Linked DNA regions of Homo sapiens: region 1 is linked to region 2. Evidence: chromatin loops called from intact Hi-C (ENCODE). Cell type or tissue: mammary epithelial cell. All regions are shown on one strand. Each heading gives the region's core, and the rest is flanking DNA. Links, peaks and the distances in the headings are about the cores only.

The links. Peaks named below come from ENCODE experiments on the same cell type or tissue, not always from the same donor. Only the 100,000 strongest peaks of a DNase experiment are listed, where the experiment ranks them.
Region 1: it touches region 2 in a loop (2.7-fold over the local background); 4 of 110 quality-filtered maps call a loop at or near these places.

The regions. Positions count from the first base shown.
Region 1 is chr4:169,815,616-169,831,227 of GRCh38, reverse strand. No RefSeq gene overlaps it. Among named protein-coding and RNA genes, the nearest start is that of HPF1, 65 kb to the right of the region's middle. RefSeq lists a silencer at 4,894-5,078. In mammary epithelial cell, for the core only: no CTCF peak of the experiment used is centred there; a DNase peak (open chromatin) is centred at 7,317.
Region 2 is chr4:169,893,393-169,909,004 of GRCh38, reverse strand. No RefSeq gene overlaps it. Among named protein-coding and RNA genes, the nearest start is that of LINC02275, 75 kb to the left of the region's middle. In mammary epithelial cell, for the core only: no CTCF peak of the experiment used is centred there; a DNase peak (open chromatin) is centred at 9,554; H3K27ac peaks cover 1,439 bases.

The DNA of each region.
Region 1 (15,612 bases), core at 3,584-11,583, 76 kb after region 2:
TGTTGTGTCTCTGCCAGGTTTGGGTATCAAAATGATGCTGGCCTCATAGAATGAGTTAGGGAGGAGTCTCTCCTCCTCAATTTTTAAAAATAGCTTCAGTAGGAGTGGCACCAGCTTTATAAATCTGGGAGAATTTGACTATGAATCTATCTAGTCCTGAGATTTTTCTGGTTAGAAGACTTCTTATTACAGAGTCAATTTCAGAACTCATTTTTGGTCTGTTCAGGGATTGTATTTCTTCCTGGTTCAATCTTGGGAGGTTGTATGTTTCCAAGATTTATCTATTTCTTCTAGGTTTTCTAGTTTGTGTGTTTGTAGTAGTCTCTGGGGGTTATCTGTATTTCTGTGGGGTCAGTGGTAATGTCCCCTTTGACATTTTTGATAGAGTTTATTTGGATATTCTCTTTTTTCTTTATTAGTCTAGCTAGTGGTCTGTCAATCTTATTAAGGTTTTCAAAGAACAAACTCCTGGATTCATTGATCTTTTGTATGATTTTTCACATCTCTATTTCCTTCAGTTCAGCTCTGATTTTGGTTATTTCTTGTCTTCTGCTAGCTCTGGGGTTGGTTTGCTCTTGTTTCTTTAGTTCCTCCAGGTGAGTTGTTAGGTTGTTAATTTGAGATCTTTATAATTTTTTCGATGTGTGTCTCTAGTGCTATAAACTTTCCTCTTAACACCACTTTAGCTGTGTCCCAGAGATTCTGGTATGTTATATCTTTGTTCTAATTAGTTTCAAAGGGTTTCTTGATTTCTGTCTTTACTTCATTATGTACTCAAAAGTCATTCAGGAGCAGGTTGTTTAATTTCCATGTAACTATATGATTTTGAGTGCTTTTCTTAGTATTGATTTCTAGTTTTATTGCACTGTGTTCTGAGAGTGTGTTTGGTATGACAGGTTGGGTTTTTTTTTTAATTTTCTGAGGATTGTTTTATGTCCAATTGTGTGGTCAATTTTAGAGTATGTGCCATGTGCAGATAAGAAGAATGTATATTCTGTTGTTTTGGGGTGGAGAGTTCTGTAAATATCTATTAGGCCCATTTGGTGAAGTATCAAGCTCAGGTTCCAAATTTCTTTGCCAGTTTTCTGCCTTGATGATCTGTCTAATACTGTAGATGGGGTGTTGAAATCTCCCACTATGATTGTGTGGGAGTCTAAGTTTTTTCATGGGTCTCTAAGAGCTTGCTTTATGAATCTGGGTGATCCTGTGTTGGGTGCATATATATTTAGGATAGTTAGGTCATCTTATTGAACTGAACCCTTTCCCATTATTTAATGCCCTCCTTTTTCTTTTTTAATTGTTGTTGGTTTAAAGTGTGTTTTTTCTGATATTAGAGTAGCAACCCCTGCTTTTTTCTGTTTTCCATTTCCTTGTTAGATTTTTCTTCATCCCTTTACTTTGAGCCTATGGGAATCATTACATATGAGATAGGTCTCTTGAAGACAGTGTACAATTGGGTCTTGCTTCTTTATCCAACTTGCCACTCTGTCCCTTTTAATTGGGGGCATTTAGCCCATTGACATTCAAGGATAATATTAATATGTGTGGGTTTGATCCTATCATCATGTTGTTAACTGGTTATTACGCAAACTTGATTGTGTGGCTGCTTCATAGTGTCAATGGTCTATGTACTTCAGTATTTTTTTGTGATGGCTGGTAATGATCTTTGCTTTTCATATTTTGCATTCTCTTAAGGACCTCTTATAAGGCAGGACTGGTAGTAACAAATTTTTCCTTAGCATTTGCTTGTTTGAAACAGATCTTATTTCTTCTTCACTTATGAAACTTAGTTTGGCTAGATATGAAATTCTTGGTTGGAATTTCTTTTCTTTAAGAATGTTGAACATGGGCCCCAATCTCTTCTGGCATGTAGAGTTTCCACTGAGACATCTGCTACTAGTCTGATAGGTTCCCTTTGAAGGTGATCTGCCCCTTACTTCCAGCTGCCTTTGACATGTTTTCTTTTCTTTTCTTTTTTTTTTTTTTTTTTTTTTTTTTTTTTAGTATTTATTGATCATTCTTGGGTGTTTCTCGCAGAGGGGGATTTGGCAGGGTCATAGGACAATAGTGGAGGGAAGGTCAGCAGATAAACATGTGAACAAGGGTCTCTGGTTTTCCTAGACAGAGGACCCTGCGGCCTTCTGCAGTGTTTGTGTCCCTGGGTACTTGAGATTAGGGAGTGGTGATGACTCTTAATGAGCATGCTGCCTTCAAGCATCTGTTTAACAAAGCACATCTTGCACCTCCCTTAATCCATTTAACCCTGAGTGGACACAGCACATGTTTCAGAGAGCATGGGGTTGGGGGTAAGGTTATAGATTAACAGCATCCCAGGGCAGAAGAATTTTTCTTAGTACAGAACAAAACGGAGTCTCCCATGTCTACTTCTTTCTACACAGACACAGTAACAATCTGATCTCTCTTTCTTTTCCCCATATTTCCCCCTTTTCTATTCGACAAAACCGCCATCGTCATCATGGCCCGTTCTCAATGAGCTGTTGGGTACACATCCCAGACAGGGTGGCGGCCCGGCAGAGGGTCTCCTCACTTCCCAGATGGGGCGGCCGGGCAGAGGCGCCCCCCACCTCCCAGACGGGGCAGTGGCCAGGCGGAGACGCCCCCCCACCTCCCTCCTGGACGGGGCGGCTGGCCCGGTGGGGGCTGGCCCCCCACCTCCCTCCCGGATGGGGCAGCTGGCGGGGCGGGGGCTGCCCCCCACCTCCTGGACGGGGCGGCTGCCAGGCAGAGGGGCTCCTCACTTCGCAGACGGGGCGGCTGCCGGGCGGAGAGGCTCCTCACTTCCCAGACGGGGCGGCTGCCAGGCGGAGGAGCTCCTCACTTCTCAGACAGGGCGGCCAGGCAGAGACGCTCCTCACTTCCTACAGGCGATGGCGGCCGGGAAGAGGCACTCCTCATTTCCCAGACTGGGCGGCCAGTCAGAGGGGCTCTTCACATCCCAGATGGTGGGCAGCCAGGCAGAGACGCTCCTCACTTCCCAGACGGGTGGCGGCCGGGCAGAGGCTGCAATCTCGGCACTTTGGGAGGCCAAGGCAGGCGGCTGGCAGGTGGAGGTTGTAGCGAGCCGAGATCACGCCACTGCACTCCAGCCTGGGCAACATTGAGCACTGAGTGAGCGAGACTCCGTCTGCAATCCCGGCACCTCGGGAGGCCGAGGCAGGCAGATCACTCGCGGTCAGGAGCTGGAGACCAGCCCCGCCAACACGGCGAAACCCCGTCTCCACCAAAAAATGCAAAAACCAGTCAGGTGTGGCGGCGTGCGCCTGCAATCCCAGGCACTCTGCAGGCTGAGGCAGGAGAATCAGGCAGGGAGGTTGCAGTGAGCCCAGATGGCGGCAGTACAGTCCAGCCTCGGCTTTCACAACTTTGGTGGCATCAGAGGGAGACCGGGGAGAGGGAGAGGGAGAGGGAGACGAGGGAGAGGGAGAGGGAGAGGGAGAAGGAGAGGGAGAGGGACATGTTTTCTTTCATTCTGACTTTGAAGAATGTGATGACTATGTGTCTTGGGGATGGTCATCCTGTATAGTATCTCATAGGGGTTCTCTGCATTTCCTGAATTTGAATGTTGGCCTTGCTATTACAGTTGAGGAAATTTTCATGGATTATATCCTCAAAAATGTTTTCCAAGTTGCTTGCTTTCTGTCTTTCTCTTTCAGGGACAACAATGAGTCATAGATTTGGTCTCTTTACATAATCCCATATTTCTAAGAGGTTTTTTTTTCATTCTTTATTGGTTTTGCTTTGTTTTTGTCTGACTGAATTATTTCAGAAAACTAATCTTTAAGCTCTGAGATTCTTTTCCTCAGTTTGACCACTTATTCTGTTAATACTTGTGACTGTATTATGAAATTCTTGAAGTAAGTTTTTCAGCTCTATCAGATCAGTTTTCTTCTTTCTTAAAATGGCCATTTTGTCTTTTACATCCTGTATCATTTTCTCTTGTTCCTTAGATTCCTTGGATTGGGTTTCAGTTTTCTCCTGAATCTTGATGATCTTCATTCTGATCCACATTCTCAATTCTATTTCTGTCATTTCAGCCATTTCAGCCTTGTTAAGAACCATTACTGTGGAACTAGTGAGGTCATTTGGAGGTAAAAAGACGCTCTGGTTTTTTGAGTTGCCAGAGTTCTTGCACTGGTTCTTTCTCATCTGTGTGGGCTGGTTTTCCTCTAGCTGTGGTGTAATTTGTGTGTGGTCAGTTGCATTTGTTTCTGGGTGTTTTCAGAGGCCCAAGGCTTTGTTCACGGTCTTTATTTGAATTCTTGTCCTTGGTTTCACGTGGGTATATTAGCAAAGTATTTTTGGCATTGCAATTGGGCTGTGATCCAGTAAATGGTGCTTAAGCGTCATGGCTGATAGGCAGGCTTGTGCTCAGCCACATGGCTCCTCTGTATTTCCTCACATTTGCAGCTCTGCTCCCTCTTTGTGCTCTGAGAGTATGAGCTCCTCTCCTACCTGAGTGCTGGCTGCAGATCTAGACTTGGCACTCCTGGGCTGCACATTGCAGCCCTGGGGTGAGCTCAGGCTTTACGTTCCCTACCCAGCTTCGGGTCAGGGACCTTGACACAATGGCAGAGGGCCTTTCACTTGTCTCTTGAAGCTCCAATCCAGAGAAATGCAGAGCCGTGACCAATCAGTGCAATTGGCCCAGACTCCAGTGGCTGCCTTGTGGGCCTAAGCCAGGAGGCTCTGCCTGGAGACAAACAGCAGGAACAAGGCTCACAGAGAAGACAGACTGCCCTCTTTCCTTAGGGCAGCTGCAGCTGATGGTATAAGTAAAGCCCTCAGGCTCTTTGTCCTTTTCCTTAGTATAAGGGCAGCAAGGGCAGAACCACTGCAGTGGTAGTGGCAGAGGGGCTGTCAGTTGCCTCTGGAAGATCCATCCCAGAGAAACTCAGAGCCACCACCAGTGGAAATGCTCACTTGGGAGTGGGAAGCTGCTCTATGGGCCCAGGCTGAGGGCCCTGCCTGGTGAAGGGTAGAAGGTGCTTCCCTGGGACAGAGCTCCTAGAGGGAGCAGGCAGGCCCACAAGTTTTGCTGCCTTAGGAAAAGTGGCCACACTGTTTTCCACGTGGGTACCTTTCCCTACTACTCCTCACTGGGCAGAGCCTCCCAATGTGGGACCTCAGCCATCCCATCTCCATCTGGGCTCTCAGGCCAACAGCTACTCTGCACTTCCCTGGGACGGAGCTCCCAGTAGTAGCAAGCAAGCCACTACCTTTGCTGCTTTGCAGCTTTCTCCTCCTCTGTTCCCTTCAGGCTTGGGAGGGAGTGAAAAAATTAAGGACTTAGTCGATCCCCAGCACAGCATGGCTGCCTGATGGAAAAGTGGCCAGACTGTTTTCCGCATGTCCCTGCTTCTGTTATACCTCACTGGGCAGGGCCTCTCAAACTGGGCTCCTAGCACAACCACCCTGCCTCTGCCTGAACACTTCAGTCGGTGGAGGCTTTACATTTTCTGGGGAAGAAATCCTAGAGACAAACCATAGCCCCTCTCCCATTGCAACTGCAGCAGTACAGATACTGCCTTTACTGTCCTTGGGCTGGGGAAGGAGCAAGGGGCCTAGTCATGTCACAGGCACCTCCAGCATACTGCAGCCACCATACAGAGAGGAGCTCATTCTCTCTTCCCTGTGAGCCATCACCAGTCATCTGTTGATGGACACTTGGGTTGGTTCCTAAGAAATCTTGGCCACTGTGACTAATGCTGCAGTGAACATGAGATGCAGATAGCTCTTTGACATACTGATTTTATTTCCTTTGGAAATAGGTCCAGTAATAGGATTGCTGGATCATGTGGTAATTCTATTTTTAATTTTTTGAAGAACCTCCATAATGTTTTTAATAGCATAAGGATTTTTAATACACTTTTATCCAATCATCTCCCTGAAACTTTTATTTATTTATTTTTAACAGCTTTATTGAGTTATAGCTGACATTCAATAAACAAGAAATTGCTTAAAGGATATAATTTCATGTGTGTGTGCACCCATAAAATAATGATTAGAATAAAGGAAATGGGCTGGGCACTGTGGCTCCCGTCTGTAATCTCAGCACTTTGGGAGGCCAAGGCGGGTGGATTGCTTGAGGTTGGGAGTTTGAGACCAGTCTGACCAACATGGTGAAACCCCATCTCTACCACAAATACAAAAATTAGCCAGGTATAGGGGTGCATGTCTATAATCCCAGCTACTTTGAGGCTGAGGCAGAAGAATCTCTTGAACCCAGGAGGCCAGAGGTTGCACTGAGTCGAGATCATGCCACTATACTCCAGCCTGGGGGACAGAGCAAGATTCCGTCTCAAAAAAAAAAAAAAAAAAGTATAAAGGAAATGAACATACCCAGCCCATACAAAGTCCTCTTGTGCTCCCACCTGCCAACCCATCCCTGAGTTTATATCACTATGGATTACTCTGCATGTCATAGAATGTTATATACATTCAACTATACAATATGTTTAGTTTTTTGTATGACTTCTTTCAGTCAGCATAATTATTTGAGATTTCTCCATTGTGTAGAGCATATCGATAGTTTGCTCCTTTCCATTGCTGAGTACTGTTCCATTGTATGGATATATCATCATTTGTTTATTCATTCTGAAAAATTTAAATACTACAATTTACATTCCATTCAGTGGAAAAGAAAAACAAGAGGAATTAGAGTCAACTCTTCCAGGAAACATGGTAAGACAGCCAAGAAATTAATCCAGGATAGCGGTCCCCAAATTCCTAGGCCCCACTCCTAGAGATTCTGATTCATGCTATTTTAACAATGTCTCCCAGTAACCCTGATGCTGAGCCAAGTTTCAGAACCATTAGTCTAGGTCAGGGCTGTCCAATCTTTTGGCCTCCTTTCCTGCCCACATTGGAAGAATTGTCTTGGGCCACACATAAAATACAGAAACACTAATATACTAATGATAGCTGATGAGAAAAAAAATCACAAAAAATCTTATAACGTTTTAAGAAAGTTTATAAATTTGTGTTGGGCCACATTCAAAGCCATCCTGGGCTGCATGCAACCCACAGGCTGCGTGTTGGAGAAGTTTGGTCTAGGTTATAACTGGGGCAGTTGTCACAGCAGACAATGTCACGGCCACAACAGGCACAGGTTAGGTGAGGTATAGAGGTCAGGAAAGGCTAGGCCAGGCATAGGTCAGACCAGGTCAAGCAGGATGGAACTTGGTTCAGGCAATCAGGGCTGGCTCCTTTCCGACAAAATGGCACGTGTCACTGCCAGGAGAGCAGCTACACGCTACCCGGTCAGCAAGTGCTGATGGAAGAGGCCAGTACCTTGGATAGCTCCCTGTTGGCAAAATTGCTTCATTCAAGCCCCAGGTCTTTCATTCTCAGACGCCTGGGCTTATGTGATAAGCTCCAACCCCAGGACACCTAGTTTGGCCAGTAAGAGAGCTTCATATGTATGCTGAACATACTTCCTGTAGCGTAAGAGAATTATGCTTATTTCCGCACTACCACCACTACCACCACCTGAGCTTTTGATCTCTCTAGCAAACAGGAAAGACTCACAGGATGCCAGTGGGGTGGCCATGACCCTGGGAATTCAACAGGACAGGTTTTGTGGCAGAGGACATGGTGAATTTATTCTTTCCAAATTGTCGAATGCCACACCCTGCTAGATCATCTCGTCAGTGATTTTTAACACTATCTGAAATATTGAAAACAGCTACTAACCAAAAGATCAATATAGATAAACTGATACCTGAACACTTTTAACTGAGGATAATCATTGATCATGACCAGTGACATCTTCATTTCCACGACAAGTCTGCAACTAAATAAAAGATATCATGGTATTGAAAAGACTCTTAATGGAATATAAGGAATATTTTCACTTAGCCTGGTGTGGTGGTGTGCGCATGTATTCCCAGCTACTCAGGAGGCTGAGGTGGGAGAATCACTTGAGCCTGGGAGGTTGAGGCTGCAGTGAGCCATGATCACACCAGTGCACTCCAGCTTAGGTAACAGAGCAAGACCCTGTCTCGAAAAAAAAAAAAATTCACTATCTTATAAAAAAAAAAAAAAAAAAAAAGGTACTGTCTTGGGCGTTGATATGGAAGTCCAAGAAAAGAAAAGAAGAGCCAATGTTTTAGAAGCAACTGTGTTATTTAAGAATCTGAAGCCTCAAACACAAAAGTAAAATAAAGATATTCACAATGACAATTTAAACACATCTTTAATGCCATTTTTGTTCTTCCAACTGGTTTTAACTCAACCCACAACTAGCAGGCGACACAGAATGAATTGGATGCAGAGTCCAAGAACAGGATTATTAGTACTAAGAACTGTCAAACCTGGTAGCTTCCATGGAATCTCTGAAGCAATAATTGCTACATGGACTGTAGCTTGGAGAGCTATGATATATTAATATATGAATAGAGTTAACATTATGTTAAATGTACAAATGTATGATACAGATAGAGTAAAAATCTAAGGAAACATCAACTGGGATAGCTAGAGCTGATGATTTAATGTACCTTTATATGAATGTGTATTTTATCTATATTAAAATCTATATTATCCATATTTGTCCTTCATTTAAAAATAATAAAACAAAATAAAGGATTCATGTGGGAAAATGAGTCTTTCATCATTATAAAGGCTGATCTCTTTAAGGATACTTAATTTAAATAAGGTGGTAATTTTCCCAGACAGTTACAATATATAAAGTTCTTAAAAAGACATGAGAGCCAAGAAAATGCATTTATGGCACCTCTAAAATAAAATGTAATAAAAAACAGACCAGTTAGAGCAGAACATTCCCTCAGTCATATTCTTCTTATTCTTCCCCTTCCGTTATCCCATTAAAGCAAAAGCACAGAGAATCCAATCAGCATCAGGTTTGGGCACAAGTAGAACATACTTAAATAAAGAGTGAAAACCATCATCTTTTGCGTCTGAATTTTTTCTTTTCACATTGGTTCCGAGTCACCATCACCTAATGTGAAATTAGGTGATCATACTGAAAAATGTATAAAGCCACTGTCATCCTGCCTAAAACACACACTGATGTGCCAGAAATGACAGCAGAGACATGAACTGGTGGCTGCCAAGGAGAACTGTGTATGTCTCTGCTGCCCACGCTATTGAGGTAGGAAGGGGAAGTCTCGGTGCTATGGTTTGAATGTATGTGTCCCTGCAAAATTCATATATTGGAACCTAATCATCAAGGTATGATATTAAAAAGTGAGGCCTTTGGGAGGTGACTAGAGGCCTTTCACCTAATCAACAAGGTATGATATTAAAAAGTGGGGCCTTTGGGAGGTGACTAGGCCATGAGGGCTCCACCTTCATGAATGAAATTAAAGTCCTTCATGAATAAGATTAAAGTCCAAAGAGACCTCAGAGAGCTGCCTTGCACTTTCATTTCTTCTGCCACGTGAGGATGCAGCAAGAGGCACCATCTTCCTCTTCTTCTGCCATCTCTTCTTCATCTTCATTATCTTCTTCTTCATCTTCCTCATCTTCATCTTCTTCATCTTCATCTTCTTCTTCATCTCTTCTGCCATGTGAAGATGCAGCAAGAGACACCATCTTCATCTTCTTCTGCCATCTCTTCTTCTTCTTCTTCATCTTCATCTTCATCTTCTTCATCTCTTCTGCCATGTGAGGATGCAGCAAAAGGCACCATCTTCATCTTCTTCTGCCATCTGTTCTTCTTCTTCATCATCTTCTTCATCTTCATCATCTTCTTCATTTTCATCTTCTTCTTCATCTCTTCTGTCATGTGAGGATGCAGCAAGAGGCACCATGTTCCTCTTCTGCTGTCATCTCTTCTTCATCTTCATCTTCTTCTTCATCTCTTCTGCCATGTGAGGATGCAGCAGGAGGCACCATCTTCATCTTCTTCTGCCATCTCTTCTTCTTCTTCATCTTCATCCTCTTCATCTTCATCATCTTCATTTTCATCTTCTTCTTCATTTCTTCTGCCATGTGAAGATGCAGCAAGAGGCACCATCTTAATCTTCTTCTGCCATCTCTTCTTCATCTTCATCTTCTTCATCTTCATCTTCTTCTTCATCTCTTCTGCCATGTGAGGATGCAGCAAGAGGCACCATCTTGAAGCAGAGAGTAAGATTCTCCATACACTGAATCCACCTTTGCCTTGATCTTGGACTTAGTAGCCTTCAGAACAGCTTTCTGGATAAATAAAGCTTTTTAATTTATTAATTACTCAGTCTGATGTATTTTGTTATAGCAGCAGAAATGGGCTGCTATTTGGGTTTTCTACAAAGGGTTAATTTGGTATGTGAATATTTGTTTGTTACTAATTTTCTTCTAACTTCTGGGTGTGGAGGAGAATTGCATGAGAGTTAAAATACATGAGTCCATACCTATTCAATAAATATTAATTGAACACTTTTGTAGGCCAGAGAAATTGCCCTAGACCCTACCCTGGAACTTATGGAGTTTATTCATCTAAGGCAAGACAACATTATATTACAATTATATCACATAACATTATGTTCAATATATCATATTAAACAAATATATAGTATAGAGTAAAAATCTAAGAGAACATCAACTGAGGTAGCTAAGGCTGATTTAATGTGCCTTTATATGAATGTGTATTTTCTCTATATTAATTATCTATATTGGTCCTTCATTTAAAAATAATAAAACAAAATAAAGGATTAATTTGGGAAAATTAGTCTTTTGTCATCATAACTGATTTATATATGCTTACCAGCATTCGTGTGTTTACTAGTTTGAACAGCATCATAAGCTTACTTACTATTTAGATAAAATATTTGAACTAATTTTATCATGAATAGTTTTTTTCAAATATTTCCACATTTTAATTACTACTCAGTTATAAGAAGTTTATTTTTTTTAATTTTCTCTAAGTTGTAAATCTGTTTTCAAGTCGGTGATGTTGAATTTGATCACCATATCCAAAAGAGTCTGCATGAATGCAGTGTTAAAATAACCTTGGTCTGGTTTTGTGTGAAATCATCATTTCACAGCAGTGTTTCTCAAAGAATGGTCCTCAAACACTTGCATCAAAGTCACCCAAGATGCTCATTACACATGCAGCTTCCTGGCCACTGCTTCAAATGTAAAAAATCAGTGTTTCTGAGAATGGAGCCTCCCAGGTGATGCATGTGCATAGTATGGTTTGAGAACCACTGATTGTTGGAGGCCGAGAGAGTGAGGGCCATCATCGACTCAATATACCACTGGAGGCTATGTGAGTAAACAGCAAACTGTTCTCATGAAAGCAGGATGTTGCCAAACTGACAAACTGCGTCTGCCATCCAGAAGGAATGCTGAGGGCAGTCACACCCCAAGTGCAGTGTTTCTTGTGATTAGGTACATCTGAAGCCATTAGTAATAATATGAACCTGTAATCAATTAAGCAGCTGACCAATTGTTATCTCCTCCTCCCTGCTCTTGCTATCTAATAAATATGAAGGGCTGCACAAGCTCAGGGTGGCTGCCTTTGCTCACTAGAAGCAGGGAGCCCTTTTCTTCTTCTCTTCTTCTCTCTTGTTCTCTCTTCTTCTTCTTCCCCACGTTACCCTTCCTTTAAAATAGTTACTTTTGTCTTAGGTGTTCATTTCTATGTTTGTCCCTTCGTTCAGTCTTTTTTTTTTTTTTTTGAGACGGAGTCTCGCCGTCGCCCAGGCTGGAGTGCAGTGGCGCGATCTCGGCTCACTGCAGGCTCCGCCTCCCGGGTTCACGCCATTCTCCTGCCTCAGCCTTTTGAGTAGCTGGGACTACAGGTGCCCGCCACCGCGCCCGGCTAATTTTTTGTATTTTTAGTAGAGATGGGGTTTCACCGTGTTAGCCAGGATGGTCTCGATCTCCTGACCTCGTGATCCGCCCACCTCGGCCTCCCAAAGTGCTGGGATTACAGGCCTGAGCCACCACGCCCGGCCTCGTTCAGTCTTGTAATGACGGTCCCAAGTAGTAACAGTGGTAACCGCTGTAATGACGGTCCCAAGTAGTAACAGTGGCAGTCGGCCACAACTCATGTGCAGAATGGAACCAACTTGTGCTGATTCTCATTTTGCCACTTTGCTCATTCAATATGGTTGCCTTGGTCTTTCATTTATTTGTTCAATGAATAATCATTGCACAAACACCATGAGCAAAGGCATTCGGCTGAGCTCTGGAGAAACACCAGGGGATAAGACAGAAATGTTCCCAAGAAGATGGGCCAGTTCTACCAGGGAAAGCAACCAACAAATAATTTCATAACTAATTACTCAATTGCAATTTTGACAGGTGCTGCTAAGGAGAAATAAGAGGTATTCATACCAAGGGGCATTGACTCAGACTCAGGGCTCTGGGATGTCATCTCTGGGGAGGGCTGCTCAAACAGGCATCTGAAGATTGGGAAGGAAAGAGCAGTCTAGGAGGAAGAGCATTCGAGGTGGAGGGAACATGTACCAAGGCTCTCGGGAAGGAAGAAGTAAGGTGGGGAATGAAATCAGTAAGAAACGCAGCTGCTAGAATGAGCAAGGCAAGGTCTCCAGACTTTTGAGACCAGTTGAGAATTTTGGATTCTATCCTGAGAACAATAATAATCAATTAGAGAGTTTTTAATGTGTCTGCCTTGTTAGTCAGTTCTGCAACTGTGTATATGGAGGAAAGAGAACAGAAGCAGTCTGAATATAATGAAGGCTCAGACAGGGTTTCGACCAATGGCAATCAGGCAGAAATGAGGAACTATGCAATGGAAATACAGCTGACAAGTAAAGATGTTCCAATTATGTCTGATGAAGTCAGTGTCCTGGAACGTTTTAAGGACGTTGAAATCTCATCTACCAAATTTTACTAATTTAAAAATAACTCTAAGAACATATATTGCCCTTTATCATCAGTGACAGCCATCCATGAGAATGAAACTAAAAACACCAATGCACATCCAAACGGTTCATTCCATCCCATGCCACAAAAGGACTTCATGTGGTTTGTGGCTGCAGCCCTTTGCCTCTAAAGAGAAGTTAGATTTGGTTGGGGCCCCTTCTCTGGCAGGGAGCACCATCCCTATTAACATGTAAACTATAAACGTGGTGGAGTTGAGGAGCACGACACTCAGCCCCAGGAACCTATTATTCTACAGAGTTAAACACAGGTTTAAGTCAAAAGGCAATGTGTTATTTTAAAAGAAGCATCAACCACTATTTTAGTCAAAAACACACAATAAGTTAGAGTAAGAGAAAAAAAAGCTTCAAAGGAAACATGGAATGAAATAATTTTGGAACTTGTAATCTATAATAGGTCAGTCCCTCTTTTTATCCTGGGCTATAATAAACAACAAAGCCCTTTACTTTCCATCCTCAGCACATTGACAATGTGGTTTGAGACTTTGATTTGGATTATGTGTTGCAATAGCTGTACTTTGAAAACACAGTCACCTATCACCGAGATTCTCTGCTGAGAGAAAAGTGTACCTGACAACCATACTTCAAAAGCTAACTTCATTTATTTGAACATCACTAAATCAAAATCTGTAAGATCCAGTCTGATTTGAGGTTTACATTTAATATGATTATAATAAAAAACTTTATTAAGCACATTTCAAACACAGACAAGATTGGAAGAGGAATGCGTAAGGAAATCTTAGAAGATGAAATATTTCAAGAGTAGTCACTGTAAAAACAATTAATATATTATTCACAAATGTCATATCTACTTAATACCACAAGGACAGTGGGATCTCTAATAAAGTCCCTGAATATCTGAGAAAACATAGTAGGCTTTCTTTTATAGCTATAGTAAGATAATTTATTATTCATTGATATATATAGTTAGTTAAATCTATCTATGTACATACTTGCCATACATACTACAAGAGATTACCAGTTTTTGAAGAATTGGACATAAAAAACATTATCTAAACATAATTGAACCTTCTTTTCCTTGTATATTTGTGTTTTAAATTTACCTATATAGTACGAATGTTGATGTTAAGCTCTATGAACTATAACACATGCATAGCTTCTTGTAACCACCAAAATAAACAGGATACAGAACAACTCTAAAACCCCAAAGAATTCTTTCCTCTTGAAAGTTGTCAGATCTTTTCCCCCAACCCTAACCCCCGGCAACCACTGTTCTGTTTTACTTCTCTATGGTTTTGCCCTTTTTAGAATGTCATATAAATGAATTCACACAGTATGTAAATGTTTGAATCTGCCTTCTTTCACTTAGCACGATTCTTCTGAGATTTATCCATGTTGTTGCATACATCTTCTATTGAGGATTCTCTCAGTAGTACTTCACAGCCTCTCAGGCTATTAATATGAAAAACATTTATATATAAAGTGACAAACATGTAGCAAGTATAAGAGGTAAGATGTAGTTAGTTCTGTGTCACAATGCAGTTTCCTTGACTTAAATAAGATCGCCACATCAGCTAGCTTGTTTGCCATTTGTTTCTTTCCAATAAAAATGTTACACAGAAAAACAGTGGTAGTTATTTGACTGCATATTGAGCCTCTGCTCAACGATTTTCAAGGCTTTCCCATTGCCTGTCAACTGAAGACCAAACTCCTTCTCAACCAAAGTTCTCTCAGAATATTTTTTTCAATCTTACCTCTACCAACTCCCTCAAGTAACCTACTTTCAACCAAACTGGGCTATTCCTTCCTCCCTGATGTCCTTCTCAGATTTGCAACATTGTGCCGACTCAGTCTTCAAGGACCTGTTCAAATGCCACCTTCTATGAATATATGCAGTCTTTTCTAATTCCTCCCTTTCTTTCCTTAAGGCTGCCCCTAACTGGATTTCATCTCCAGTTCACACACATAGCTTGCTGGGATACTCTCCTTTGGCACTACTGGTACCTTGCCTTGAGGTAAAGGATCTATGATCCTGTCTCATCACCTCCTTCTCCCATTCCCTCTACTTCTTCCCCACCGCCAGCCCCAGTAGATGGTGTGCTCCCTCTGGGAAATGCCCCGTCTTTCTCATCTTTGCGAGCACAGAGCAGACAGCGTAGCATCTTCAATTATTATTAATGTGACACTAAAGAGGCATATTACAAATAAATGTCTGGCCCTGGAAGACGTGGCAGAGGAAAGACCAGACATCTGAAAACTGACTGAAAAAGAAAATATAGCAGTTGTGACTATAATGCTACTAGGAAAATATTTCATCATCTATTCCTGGGACAACAACCATATGACAGCAGTTTCTGAATGAAAATTTTGAAATTGTAAAAAATTGCAAACTACTGTTGTTTCATCTTCTGTTAAATAGAAACACTATACAGTTAAGACTCCAGTCTCTCTAGAGGCCACACATGCCGTCTTAATGAAGTAAAACAGTTTTCCTTGCTGGAGTGACTCACGGAAGCTGGTTCACCCAAGGATCAGAAAGATGGGTTACACTTTGGATTCTGAAACACCACTTAGCAATTGGTTACCTATAACACAGTGAGTCATCATCATCTCATGATTCTGCATGTGACTGGACCTCCCCAACTGGTTCACAAACACTGTGCAGGCAGGACTCACATCCTAGGCTTTGTTTCATCTTGGGTGGTGTCCATTGATTCCCTCCTTGTCCCCACCTCCTCCTACCAGGTCCATCACCTACATGTACACACTTCACAGAAGA
Region 2 (15,612 bases), core at 5,046-13,045:
TAGACTCATATATCCAGCTGCCTATGTGACAGCTCCACATGAATGTTTAATAGACATCTCAACCTTAACACGTCCAAAATATAGCTGCTGATCTTTGACCCCCAAACCAACTCCTCCTGAAATCCTCCCTACCTCAGTTAAGGACAACTCGATGCTTCTAGTTGCTTAGGCCAAAAACTTTGGTAGCAATCTTAATTCTAATTTTTCTCTTAAATGCCACATCCAGTCAGTAGCAAATCCTTCCAGCTCTATTTTCAAAATATATACAGAATTTAAACACAGACTTTCCTCGACTTCCACTGCCACTTCCTAAACCAAGCTACCATCATTTCTTACCTGAATGTTGGCAACAGATTCCTAATAGGCTCACTCGTTACTAATAGGCCTACCATTAACTCATACAGCAGCTTTGTGCAAATTAGAAAAAGATGATCTTCCCCAAGAACACCTGCAAGAACACTGTAGAAATAAATAGTTCACAAAACTCTGATGTCAACACTGTCACGGCCCCCCCCTCCAGATTGTGGTACACTTGTGCAATGCACAACCTGCCTAAGTGTACAAAACTGCCTTGCTTGTTAGTGTGGTATATTTCTATTTATTTTTCTTATTTATTGTCTATTTCTCCCAATAGCATTCACTCTTTGTGAGGGCCAGGATTTCAGTGTCTTGTTCACAGTTGTAGACCCAGCACCTAAACCATACCTGATACATGATATACACTCAATCAATAGATGTTGACCAAAAATGTACAAAGAACAAGGGTCACATCACCAAAGACCCTGGGCATGAGCTGCCAGCAGGTTAACCTAAATATTCTTCTGAAATCACTTGATTAGATGTACATCCTCAAGTACTGTTGATGTGGAAAGAGGATTTGAAAACAGGATCTCTTTGGATGATTAGTTTCCATTGTAACAAACATTGCCATGAAGAAAATCCTTAGTAATGTGTAAGCCCCAGCTGCAGGCAGCAAAGTATAACTGAAAACAAAGTGGATTGGGAGGTCAACAACAGGCCCTCCAAGTCCAGAGTGCGACAAAGCATGGAGACCTGAAAGAATGCACTGTGCTGGGTGGGAATCCAATTGCTTCTATGTGGAGAGGAGCAATTGGAAAGAGGAAGATAGATAGATGGGGCCTTTGCCATCTCTTCTCTGGCCTTGAGATGAGTCATCATACCTAACCATGACCTTTAACAAAACTTTACAGAAGATTGGAAGGTTAAGGACAAATTAACAGATTTATTTACAACAGCTAATAGAAAGAATTGACCTTGGAGCCCAATGGCCCAACCCAATCCTTTAATCCCAACCAAGCTCTCAGCAGGCTGGTTCAACCTCCACCAAAGGGATGCCCCCTAAATGGCCATGTATTTGTTTAGGTCCAACTCTGACAGCACCCCCCCCGCCCAAATAAAAACTTTCTCTACTGATTTAAATGCCTATTTTTGAATTTCCTTCTCCAAAATGATTGACAGTGGGAATAGTCAGCCCCTACAAATAATATCCCATTGTTTGCTCTCAAAACTAGTAAAACTAGTTGGGCATGGTGGCACAGCTACAGTCCCAGCTACTTGGGAGGCTGAGGAGGGAGGATCACTAGAGCCCAGGAGTTATGGGCTATAGTGTGCTATGACTGCACCTGTGACTAGCCACTGCACCCCAGCCTGGGCAACACAGCAAGATCCCATGTCTTAAAAAAACCAATACAAATAAATTTAATTTTTTTAATTTAAAAGAATATGAAATAAGATGAATCAAATAAGACAAACATACTATTTACAGGATACTCCTCAATATCTGAGTTATTCATCCTTATGTAATACCAATGTAGGACACCAATATCCTAGTCCCCACTGCACTGTACTTTTTCAGTTCTTCCTCCAGAGTGAGTTGAAGAGACTAAGGCAGCACATTCCTCTAGCCATGCTCTAGCTTCAAATTCCACACCCCACATGCAAATGCTTAGTAAAAGAAGCCATGAGACATCCAGATTTGGTAGGTGGGAAGGATGTTTCTAATTCTGTAGGGCTTAGCCCTGCTTATGCAATGGAGGCTCTATCACACAGTGCTTGAGAGTGAGGACTCTGGAGCTAGACGTGTTGGATTCCAATCTGAATTCTACTGGTTACTTATCTGTGTGTCCTTGGGCATACTATTGAACCCCTCTGTGTCTCCATTTCATCAATAGCAAGGGATTGTAACAGAATTACTATCAGCCATTACATTAATACAAATAAAAAGCTTACAAGAGTACCTGGCACATAGAATCTGGCTCAACAAATTTTAGTTATAAGTATTGCATTATTAAAGAGGGTATTTAGCATCCCATTTTGAGCATTTTCACTGGGACCCTTGTCAATTTCAGCCAGCCACAAGAATAATATTTAAATCCTCCTACTACTTCTGCATAACCAAAGGTGACTAGCAGAATGGTCTCTTTCTGAACATAGTCTGAACAAAAATAAATTCCAGTCTCTATTCATAGAAGGCAAAAACAAACAAACAAACAAACAAAAACCCTGCTTGTAACTCTTCCAATGACAATATTTTGCAAGTTCAAACAATTTTTTCAAGACCAGTCTTCATTAGGCACCTAGTTAAGAAATCTGGACTTTAGACTGATGGCAATGAGGAGGCAATGAAGAATTTTCTTGTTTTGTTCTTTTTTTTTTTTTTTTGAGGCAGAGTCTCCCTCTGTTGCCCAAGCAGAAGGGCAATGGTGCAATCTCAGCTTACTGCAACCTCAAACTCCCAGGCTCAAGCGATCCTCCCACCTCACCCTCCCGAGTAGCTAGGACTACAGGCATTGTGCCACCACACCCAGCCCAGAATTTTAAATGAAACATTACTTGATCAAACTTGTGTTTTGAGAAGAGCACTCTGGCAACAATGTGAGAGCAGATGAAGGGCTATTGAGAAGGAAGTCCAAGTGCAGGCCACTTCAATTACCTAGACAGGAAATAAGAAGGACCAAACCCAAGGCAACAGGTGGAGGGATTATGCCAAAAGATCTTCCATGACCATCACATCTCCAGAATATCAAATTTAGTAATCACCTATTTTTCAGCTTAATCTTGTATGATGTTAAAAAGTGGTGGGTGCGGCCAGGCACGGTGGCTCAGGCCTGTAATCCCAGCACTTTGGGAGGCCAAGGCTGGCGGATCATGAGGTCAAGAGATCGAGACCATCCTGGCCAACATGGTGAAACCCCATCTCTACTAAAACTACAAAAATTAGCCAGGTGTGCTGGCGCATGCCTGTAGTCCCAGCTACTCGGGAGGCTGAGGCAGGAGAATCGCTTGAACCCGGGACTCGGAGGTTGCAGTGAGCTGAGATCACGCCACTGCACTCCAGCCTGTTGACAGAGCGAGATTCCATCTGAAAAAAAAAAAAAGTTGTGGGGGAGTGGGTGCATGCTTAAACACTTGGCTTCCAGATCTCATACAGGAAAACATGAGCAAATGTCATCTATGAATTTATAGTATGCTTCCTATTAGTGAATGGCTTTGCCTTTCCACAATGATGATTACCCGATAATAAAATTCAGCATTTAAAATAGAAAATTATTAGACTTGGATAATGGCACCCTTTTCTCTGAAAACTTCCAGGACCTGGGCAGGAGGCAGAAAGGGCATGAGGCTCTTCTGGGAATCAGCACACATTCTCCAATAGGCCAGCAGAGTGAGGGGCTTGGAAGGCCAAAGGCCTCTGTCAGAAAGAACCATTGGTGCCGGATCCATGGCACCTCTTTATTTTCTGCGGGCTCTAAGGATGAGCCTGGCAGCTACACTTTTATTGTAGAACAGAATTCAATTTTCAGTTCTTTCTCTTAATCTTTTCCCCTAGAACAGACACAAAAGCAAGAATTATTTCTTCAATAATATGGCGCATCAGCATCTTTATTTTCTCAGCTGCACAAATGCTTTTTAGTATATCATTTGGTCAGCATTATCTTATTCCTATAGAACAAATAATAGAAGCACAGAGAATAACAGTGGGTTACCCAGTGTCACACAGCTAATCAGCTTCCAAGCTGTATGTCATAAAGGTAATCAGCTTCCAAGCTGTAACACTCAATGTTATCCCTACTACATTAGTAGACACCTAGTGAGTCCTTGAATTTCAATCCAGGGCTCCACTCAGATATTGTTTTTGTAAGCAAAAGATAAATTAATCCTACCTTTTGAGAGATAGGATTTAGAAGAAACAAGAAAAGAAATGTTAAGATTAGATAATCTAAGTGAGAAAAGTAAAATAATTAATAATTTTAATCAGTGCCAGAAAAACATTTTCAGCAAATAATGGTCTCACTGATATTTTATAAAACATGAATCCCCATACACGGTATTTCTCTAGTTTCAAGAAGCACTGTAGATGAATTATTTAAAAGGTCATGTTTTCTTCAGCAAGCCTTCCCCTCTTACTTTGTTTTTGTTTTTTTAGAACTACATCTCTAAAGATTTTTTAAATTTTTTATGCTAAAAGAAAATAGTAACTCCTGTGACTGATGTTCCAGTATCCCAAGATACACATTGTCAGATAAGCAAACTATGCAACACTGCATGATATAAAACAGTTTTCAGGAAAAAAATATTAATTTTATCTGGCATATCTGGCATATTTGGGGCCATAAGATTTGCTTTACTCACCGTTAGAATTTCTTCGTGAGTCTTTTCTAAAAAATAGACAAATGATGGTTTAAATTAACAAACTAGGTCTCTACAACCACAATTTCAAGCATTGTCTGTCTCTCCAGAAGTACACTAAGATTGATCTAGTTCTTTCTATTCTTAGATTTCTTCCTTTTATACTTCCCAACTGTCATCATCCTCCAACACGATCAAAAATCAGGTTAAGACAGAAATAAATGTATGTTCCAAGCGCATTTACCTGGGAAGAGTTTTGTTCTCAGAAGGACAAAGTGTATCATAGATCCAGCATCCCTCAGAGGCTGATCGGAGGTGAGTTTACAATTCATACACACACTCACATGTTTTTTCCATAAACTGAAATAATACGGAAGGTCATAACATCTCTCCCACAAGGAAAAGATAGATAGTATGTTATTCTTAAGAAAAGTCAAACGTTTGTGATTTTTTTTTTTGTTCTTTATGCATCTCACTAAAACATATTTCCATCACACTTGTGAATCAGTGATTCACCACCACCCTACACTCCTGGCTCAAGAAAAAGTACAGAACAGGATTTGGGCTGGAAATCTCTTCAGATCTGTAGCTAACAAAGAGCAAATTATTTAAAATATAAACCAAGCTGAAATCACAGCCTTTATTGGGCACTGACTATGCACTAGGCACAGGCAGGCTTGCGTGTGCTGTATCCTTACCACAGTCTATTGAGAAATGTATAATCAACTTAGTTTACAAATGAGCAAAGTCAGGTTAGGAAGATTAAGTAATTTTCCAACATAATACAACCAATACATAGCCAGGCCTGGATTCAAAACCATATCTGCTTTAGTCACTTGTCCCACGAACATTTTACTAAGATGCTGTGAGCCAGGTATTGTTCTAGGACCTGGAAATATAGCAGGGAGCTGACATTCTAGTAGGGGGAAAAAGCAATAAACAAATGCGCGCGTGTGTGTGTATAGATATAGATATACAGTAGATGTAAAGTCAGAGAGTGAGGATTATCACAGAGAAAAATAAAGCAACTGAGAGGAGGATAGAAAGAGAAGAAAAGAGGGTGTGGTTTGGATGGGGTGTCCAGGGAAGACCTCTGGGAAGGTGAATCTGGGCGGGGCTTGGATGGAGTGAGTGAAAAGCAGTGTCAGTATCTAGGGAAAGAGGCTTCCCGGCAGAGGGGGCATCAGGGGCAAAGGCTGAGAGATGGTAGTGATTCTGCAGCATGGTTGAGCAATAGCACCGAGATCCATGTGGCTGGAACTGCAGGCAAGAGGAAACAGAACAGGAGATGAGGCTGGAGGCGCAGCCAGTCAGAAGAACTTTGGGTCCTTGCATAAGGAGATGACAAGAAGTTGGGGGTGTCTGGGGCAGAGGGCTAGATGATCGGTTTCACTCCACGCCACTGTCCTCTGTACGTCACTTCCATCCCCGTAGTACCCAATGTCCCCTCTTGCTTGACCAAAGCCTGAGTTTCTGAAACCTGTTCTAAGACCCATACTGCCCTCACCTGTTTCTCTGATCATAGTTGCAGTTACGTGGCCACTGGTGGCTTGTTACTGTTATCTGTCCTTCTACCCTATGGAAATTATGGACCTCCTAGCTCATCCACTCAGGGCAGCTTTCTGAGTGCTGCCTGGAAAACATCAACCCATGAAGACTGTCATAGACTTTCCAAGGCACAGACCCATCACTTCTGCTTCTCTGTGTTAAAAACATCCCCACGGATTTTATGCCTTGATTTTCTCCTCATGGCACAAGATTCATCCAGATTCACAGCCACAGCCACATCTTCCAGATGGAAGGACAAACATGAGCCCTGATTTTGCTCCAAAAACTGCTAGAAGTTGGGGAAACAGCAACAAACAAGATACAGCCACTCCCCACATGGAGCTCACATTCTCTGCATCCAGGTCACACTCCTCAGTCAGAAAATGGGAGGCGATAGAGAGGGGAATCTTCGTAGTTTGATGAAGTGAACGAAATAAAATTTTTGCATTGTTCTTAGTTGCAACTTTTTTATTTTAAAACATCAGATAACATTAAAGGAAGGCATGTTTTATGTTGGCCAAGAAAAAAATAGGCTTTAAAAGGCTGAAAAACAGTGGAATTGAGGGCTTTAGCAATGACCTTATTTTCATTATCTAGACTGAAGTAGTCCTCCGAGGGGAGAATTTCAAATGTTAGAACAGGAGAGGAAGTGTCATGAAATATGGCTACAGGAGATGATTTGAGGACAGCAGAATCTCCTCAAATTACTCACAGACTGCTCTACATTTGCAAGGGCTGGCCGCATCCAAACATAGGATTTGCAGTCCTATCAGTGCGTTTGAGCGTCCCTAACTCAGCGGTTACATCTCTGTTCTTACTGTCTCTATTTCCCTGACCAGGACTATTTGATGTCCTAGTAAGGTTCTACTCAGCCTCTTTTCTTTATTAAAAACTAATTCTAGCTGGATGCGGTGGCTCACGCCTGTAATCCCAGAACTTTTGGAGGCCGAGGCAGGCAGATCACCTGAGGTCAGGAGTTCCAGATCTGGCCAGCATGGTGAAACCCCATATCTACTAAAAATACAAAAATTAGCCGGGCATGGTGGCGGGTGCCTGTAATACCAGCTACTCAGGAGGCTGAGACAGGAGAATTGCTTGAACCCAGGAGGCGGAGGCTGTAGTGAGCTGAGATCGTGACACTGCACTCCAGCCTGGGCAACAGAGCAAGACTCCGCCTCAAAAAAAAAAAAAAAAAAAAAGGCAGCTAATTCTAAGGCAGGGCAATCTGGACACCTGTCCCTTTATATTTACCCTTCAGGGCACATAACAATGTAGATCACCCAGCAGAGTCCTTGAAACTGATTGACTGATTGACTTCCTCATTTCCTACTTGTCAATTGCCTGTAGGCCTGTGTGTGTGGTAGATCACATCATATATATAATGTGTCAATTATCTATACATGTGTATATAAATATGTATACATACATCTCTGTGTCTTACATTTAGTAACCGCTCATTTTTGGGTTAACAATTTTTTTTTCATCAGGGCTAAAATTTATTTCATTTTCTCACATTTCTCACAACAAAGATTCTCACAGATTTTGTGCTGGAATTTTTTGTTTCATCATGGGAGAAAGATTCATTCAGATTCAGTTGTATCCACTTCTTCTAAGACAAATACTCAGACCACTGTTTCTGAGCCTTATTTTCTCTAGGAGGACAAAGTATCTCCTGGATAGTGACTCCAAATTTTTCTGTCTTGCTTTCTTTCAGAAACAAAGCACTGTCAAGAAATGCTTCCCAGTCTCTAAAAATGCTGAGAGGAGTTGGGGTGGGGGGGTGAAGGGGGTCTCTTATCTTGGCCTTTAGAAGGACTTCCATATAGAACCACTTCTCCATGCCCACACAGTCTTCTCAACACGTCCCCCGTAGGGGCTCCTTCTGTTCTGGTGCACAAGTGGCCCCCGTATCCTACACCTGGAATAACTAAGTCCAAGAGAAGGGCAGCCCAAATGACCAGATTGATGCCTGAGAAAGAGCTCTAAACTGAGATATTTTTACCCTTCAGCTGTTAGACGTGGAAACAGATACACATTCCGCTGTCCTCCAAAACAGGTGAAGACATTTCACAAGCAAATGGTCAGTTGGGTAGCCTTAAGCTGAGTTTCCCCACCCCTCCTACAGTCCTGCTTTTCCTTTCTCTTCTTTCTGGCAATAAATTTCTAGCTCTAATTGTTCTCTATGACTCACACCTTTGACCGATATTTACCCAAGAACCCACTGTGTGCTACTCTGTGCTTGCCGCCACGTGGCTATAGAAGACATTTACTAAAGATATAATCCCACAATTGGAATTGCTGGTGTTTCAGGTGGAACACAAAAACATTCAGGAAACATATATGGAATCTGTGTAGCAGTGACAGAAGGAAGTCCAGATGTGTGGGTTGGCAGGCTTTATGGAAGACAGAGACCCAAGCTGAACTTGGCAGGTTTACACACTGATGTACCAGTGGCTCAGATGGCCATTCCCAGCCAGGCAAAAGCCAAGTGAGAGCAAGATGAGTGGGAAGATCCATGAACATATGTGCTGAGTCCATCCCAGTTACAGCAGCGATGTTCTTGTGTGCTTGTCCAATTTAAAATGCCTAAATATTATTATTATTATTATTTGAGACAGGGTCTCACTCTGTCACCCAGGCTGGAGTGCAGTGGCACAATCTTGGCTCACTGCAACCTCCGCCTCCTGGGTTCAAGTGATTCTCCTGCCACAGCCTCCTGAGTAGCTGGGATTACAGGCGAGCACCACCACACCCTGCCAATTTTTGTATTTTTAGTATAGATGGGGTTTCACCATGTTGGCCAATCTGGTCTCGAACTCCTGACCTCAGGTGATCCGCCCGCCTCAGCCTCCCAAAGTGCTGTAATTACAGGCATGAGCCACTGTGCCTGGCCTAAATATTATTTTTTAATTCCTCTCAAGTTATGGAAAAAGACAGTGCAGAGTTATTCATGTCTTCTCAAGAAGGACCTGGAAGAGTTCAACACAGAGAGAGATCCCAAACCAGTACTATCACTCTCCCAGAGAAAACCACAGAAACTCCTCAAAGCAAAAGACAAATGGAACTAGAAGTCTAATTGTAACCCCCAATGGCTTATAACCCCATCTGAGCCTGTATCCTTGAATGTCACTCTGCCCACAAAACAACCAGAGGAAATTCCCGAAATGTACATAGTTTTTCCTCTCTCCTCTCTTTCTCCCACATTCACTGGAAAAAATGTTTGACTGCTCTCTGTACCCCCTCTTGCTTTCTGCTTTTGTATACCACCTGTTCCTGTGGTGTTTTAATGAATACGCATAAGCCCTGACTCATAAGATTAAAATGAGCACCATTCCAAAATTCTGATTGTGCCATGGAGATCACAGCCAGGATATGTAGGCTGAGCTGAAAGCAAGAACTGGTTTCCTTTGTGATCTTCTTTAACACCTACAACTTCTCACTCTATAATGGACCATTGTGTTTCTCTGGGCTGCTCTATGACTCACCAGTCTATCATACAGATAGATGGAATTTGTTCATTTCCAAGGGATTTTTTTAGGGGGTATATTAGTCCATTCTCACACTGCTATAAAGAAATACCCAAGACTGGATAATTTATAAAGGAAAGAGGTTTAATTGACTCACAGTTCCGCATGGCTAGGGAGGCCTCAGGAAACTTAAAATCATGGCAGAAGGGGAAGCAGGCACGTCTTACATGGCAACATGAGAGACAGAGAAAGAGAAAGAGAGAAAGCGAGAGAGAGTGCCAAGGGGGAAGAGCCCCTTATAAAACAATTAGATGTTGGTAGGGCACGGTGGCTCAAGCCTGTAATCCCAGCACTTTCAGAGGCTGAGGCAGGCGGATCACAAGGTCAGGAGATCGAGACCATTCTGGCCAACATGGGGAAAGCCCGTCTCTACTAAAAATACAAAAATTAGCTGGGTGTGGTGGTGTGTGCCTGTAATCCCAGCTACTGGGGAGGCTGAGGCACGAGAATTGTTTGAATCCAGGAGGCGGAGGTTGCAGTAAGCCGAGATCACACCACTGTACTACAGCCTGGCGACAGAGCGAGACTCCATCTTAAAAAACAACAACAACAAAAAAAAAATTAGATGTCATGAGAACCCACTCACTATCACAAGAACAGCATGGAGGAAACCGCCCCCATGATCCAGTCACCTCCAACCAGGTCCCTCCCTCGTCAAGTGGGGATGATGGGGATTACAATTCAAAATGAGATTTGGGTGGGGACACAAAGACAAACCATATCAAGGGGGTCTGGAAATCTCAGACAGCAAGGAAGTGCTAAAGCTATATGATTTTCTGGTAAAAGAGCAGCTGCCCCTAAAGTATTTCATTCTAAAATTTGGCTGATGGCAGAATTGCACTGATTTTTAACCACTTTGTTTGGCTAGCAGATGATGGCTGGATCAGCTGTGGCCTAAACCTCCTTCACTGTAATCAGTCCTAGGCTATGAGGAGGAATTGTGCTTGACAGGTAGTTAAGAAAACTGACAGGAAATAGCATTTGGCCTCTTTAAAGGTAAACTACAATCTGTAAGAGATAATCCAAATCTAATTTATCAAAATTCCAGATGGCAAAGCTATGAGTAACATAGCCTCTGCCTGAGGTTTATATTAAATTATGACTTATTTACCTTTTACTGTTCTTTAAATTTTAACTTTCACATAAAAGGGAAGGACTAAAATTCTGCATACCCTGAATTTGGAGCACAGCAGTTTCTACGCCACTGTTGAATACAGGATGTAGATGCATTGATTGGGAATGCAGACTGCCCAGGCTGGAGTTGAGACCAACTTGACCAATGTCAAAACAGTGTGAGTGTTCATTCATGATGCTGAAGAACGAAGGAAAAGCAATATGCATTCAGATTTAAGCATAAGGAATGAAATCTGTTTTAGGGCCAGGCATGGTGGCTCACATGTGTAATCTCCGCACTTTAGGAGGCCAAGATGGGAGGATCACTTGAGCTCTGGAGTTCCAGATGAGCCTGCACAGCATAGAGAGACCACCATCTCCACAAAAAATAAAAATAAATTGTAAAATAATAGCAAATAAAAAGAAGTCTGTTTTAGGAATTTACCTTCATCTCAATAAAAGGGAAAAAAACAAATTATTGATCCCATCTGCAAACTCCTGTGGAGAATTGTTTTATGCTTTTACTACTATGGTGGAAGAAAAGCATTTCATTTTTCTACATGTGGGAAGAGTTACTTCTCAAAAGTTTGGTCTCTATTTAAGTACAGGGACACATGGCTCGGATCTTCTGGAAAAGTATCAATTTCAAATATTCAGGTTGGGTCCAGGCTAGGAGTGGGAAAAAGTTGTCCAGTAAGTACTATCATTGAAAACCAGTCTTCCCCTACTCCCGAAGCACAATCTGGACCTTTTTTTTTGTTACAACCTGCTTTCCACCCATGGGAATGGTCTTTTTTCCCCGTGCAGTGTCCAGGAGAGACTTATCATTTGAGATTCTTGGGAGTTAAGGACGGAGTTCAACTCTGTACTGCCTGCCCTTTGCTTGAGTCAGCAAAGACAAGAGGGGAGAATTTCCACCATAATTCCTGAGACCTTTGGGAGTTATTTCCTAGCAAATAGGGAGGAAAAAAAACAATTAACATCTCACATCTTTTTCACTTTCCATTCCAGGAATTTTATGCTAAACCCAATAAATCAACATTGTGCTGCTAATCTAGGAAAAATTATCTGTTGTAACCAAGAGGACAGCTGCACATTGCAAAGGGCCAGCTTTATGGAAATCAATTTTTTTCTTCCTTTGGACATCTTTGTGGGAGGGCCAGATGTCAGGATTTTGGAGGTGGCCTTTCAAGTTTGCATTTCTATATTACTCTTTGAAAGCAGTAAGTCTGGTGATGTTTCTCCACTGTAATGTGATGATGGGAGCCATCCATCTGTAACCTTTCCTTTATTCCCTTAAGAAGATGGAGGAGTATGGGATGTTAAGGTTAAGCCCGGCAGCAAAGCCAAGCTCAGATACCTCAAGGGTCCACTCCTCCAAACCCATGGCCTCTTCATAAAAAAAGAAAACAGATCTACAGGAGAAAAAAAGCCAAGAGCAAACCCAAAACACTTCTACTCCACCTCCACTGCATTGTGGAAGGTCTATGCCATGTTCTCTGCTCCTCTGATGGCCATGCCCAGACTGCCTTTCCTTTCCCCTTTCCCCTTTCCTTTCCTTCTTTTTCGTTTCTTTCTTTCAAGACTGAGTCTTGCTCTCTTGTCCAGGCTGGAGTGCAGTGGCACCATCTTGGCTCACTGCAACCTCTGCCTCCTGGGTTCAAGTGATTCTCCTGCCTCAGCCTCTGGAGTAGCTGAGACTAGGGGCGCTTACCACCTAATTTTTTGTATTTTAGTAGAGACGGGGTTTCATTCAGTCTGCCCAGGCTGGTCTCAGACTCCTGAGCTCAGACAATCTGCCCGCCTCCACCTCCCAAAGTGCTGGGATTACAGGCAGGCTTGAGTCACCGCACCTGGACGAGACTTTTCTTTTTTTTTTTTTTTTTGTGACGGAGTTCCAGTCTTGTTGCTCAGGCTGGAGTGCAATGGCTCTCAGCTTACCGCAGCCTCCGCCTCCTGGGTTCAAGTGATTCTCCTGCCTCAGCCTCCCAAGTAGCTGGGATTATAGGTATGCACCACCACACCCAGCTAATTTTGTATTTGTAGTAGAGACGGGGTTTCTCCACGTTGATCAGGCTGGTCTCGAACTCCCGACCTCAGGTGATCCGCCCATCTCAGCCTCCCAAAGTGCTGGGATTACAGGCCTGAGCCACTGCACCTGGCCCAGACTTTTCTTTAAAAGTACGTGGTATGTGGGGTTTCCTTACCCCAGAATATGATACCATGTGACCAATATTATCAACTGTGACAGTACCAGTAAAGCTCCAATTTTTTTAAAAATTGAATTGATTGAATCAAATTAAATTGAAACTCATTTCAGAGTTTTTTTTAAAATTTGGAACCCCCTGGAAAGATGATACCTTAAATTATCATCAGCAACGGCCTTACATACCAGTGAAGGCATCAGCAGGCAAGGAGACCAGACTGCTAAAAGTAAGGGACTATGACAAAAAGAAGGGTGTTGGAAAGTGAAGAAAGTGACTTGGAGCCTAGAGGAAGGTAAGAAGCCCTAACACCAGGCATAGAAGACTCATTCTTCCCATTCAATAAGGAGACGCAAACTCAGAACCAGGCAACTGGAAAGTTGTGATCATGTATCTGTATATATTATCACCATATATATTTATATATATTATATAAATATGATATATAAATAAGTATATTTATATATTATCACCATATATATTTATACATATATAAATACATAAATATTATGTATAAATATGTATTTATATATTTGATGATACTATATACAGTATATTATATATCTGTATAGACTATAAAATTTATATATGTAAATATATTTATATATAAATGTATGTAAATATGTATTTTTTTTCTTTTTTTTTTTTTTGAGACGGAGTCTCTCTCTGTCGCCCAGGCTGGAGTGCAGTGACATCATCTCAGCTCACTGCAAGCTCCGCCTCCTGGGTTCACGCCATTCTCCTGCCTCAGCCTCCCGAGTAGCTGGGACTACAGGCACCTGCCACCACGCCCGGCTAATTTTTTCGTATTTTTATTAGAGATGGGGTTTCACTGTGTTAGCCAGGATGGTGTCGATCTCCTGACCTCATGATCCGCCCACCTCGGCCTCCCAAAGTGCTGGGATTACAGGCTTGAGCCACCACACCTGGCCTATATTTTTGTAAATATATTATAGCATTATATATTTGTATATATTACATATTATATTACTTTTTTATTATTTATATATTTGTATTTTAATTTTTATTATAAAATATAGATTTATATTTATATGTATATGTTATATTTGAGACAGGGTCTTGCTCTGTCACCCAGGCTGGAGTGCAGTGGTGTGATCACAGCTCACTGAAGCCTCTACCTCCTGGCCTGGGCTAAAGCAATCCTCCCACCTCAGCCTCCTGAGTAGCTGGGACCACAGGTGTGCATCACCACACTCGGCTTATTTTTTAAACTTTCTGTAGAGATGATGTCTTACCACGTTGCTCAGGCTGGTTTCAAACTCCTGGGCTCGTGCAATCCTTCCACCTTGTCTTCCCAAAGTGCTGAGATTACAGATGTGAGCCACTGCTCCTGGCCAAGTGATAATATTAACAGTACTTGCTTACAAAATTGTTGTGAGGCAGGAATGGAATAATGCCTATTTTGAGCACTTTTAATTGACAAATGTTCTATCTGTATTGGTTTAATTCTGTTAATTCTAAGACTAGCCTTTGCTCTGAGACTTCGACTGATCTCCCTTTTTTTGGTTGTCAGCCTTTAACTCTTTGGAAGAAAGGTGGTGTGTAAATCTAAGTACTTAGGATTTATATGTTGAAATATATTATCTTAGCACACAATCCCTTGGACTAAATTTTAATCTAATTGTTATTAACTTGGGATATGGGATGATAAAACATTTAACTATTTCTTGTCTAAACATTGTCTTTTTGTACTTAGATCGATGCAAAAATGGCAATTCATTATATTCAGGATATTTTCACCAACCGTTAATAAGGCATCCGGACAATTCCACTCTAATGGATGGCCGACTTTCATCTTGTACAATCTTTCTTCTGCATCATATCTGTTGGTCATTGGCTTTGCATCATAGGCAATAGCACTCACCTGGTTTCTATATGAAGAGACTGGCCTGTGGAAACCCTGTAGCCCTCGCTACACTCTGATTCTTCTTGTATGTCTTTTATTTTCTCTCAGAAATTAATGACTCCAAACATCACAAACATTCCTGCTTCCCTGACAATTCTCCCAACATCTCTCCTTTATGAAGCCCCGTGTCTTACTCCTTATTGCTTTTACAATGAAAAGAGCATGAGCTTTAGATTTCAGACAAAACTAGGTTCAAATCCCAGCAGGTTCACAAGTTACATCTATGACTTCAGACAAATTACTTGACTCCTCTGAGCCTTTGTGTCCTCACCTGTAAGATGAAGCGACCATGAGATAAAAGAAATAAGAGAAATAAAAGAGAGAACAAAACTCTGGGTAACAGGCCTGGCCAACAGAAAACACTTAATACACCTGAATTCTCTCATGTCCTCTGCTGCAGCCCAGAAACTTTCCCTTACTGCTCAAGCCTTAGGGATCTCGCTCCCTTCTGAACTCCTCTATCGTACACCATCGATCTCCTCGATTCCATTCTAAGCACTCTGAGGAAAAAGAAATATGTCTCGCAGTTCTTCAGGACTTGATTTGGTGGCTTACCTGTAGTAAATGATCAACAACTGGCTTTTGTTCTTCTTAATGTACTAAATGCCATCACTGGCCCTTCTGTCCACACTGTACAAAAGGC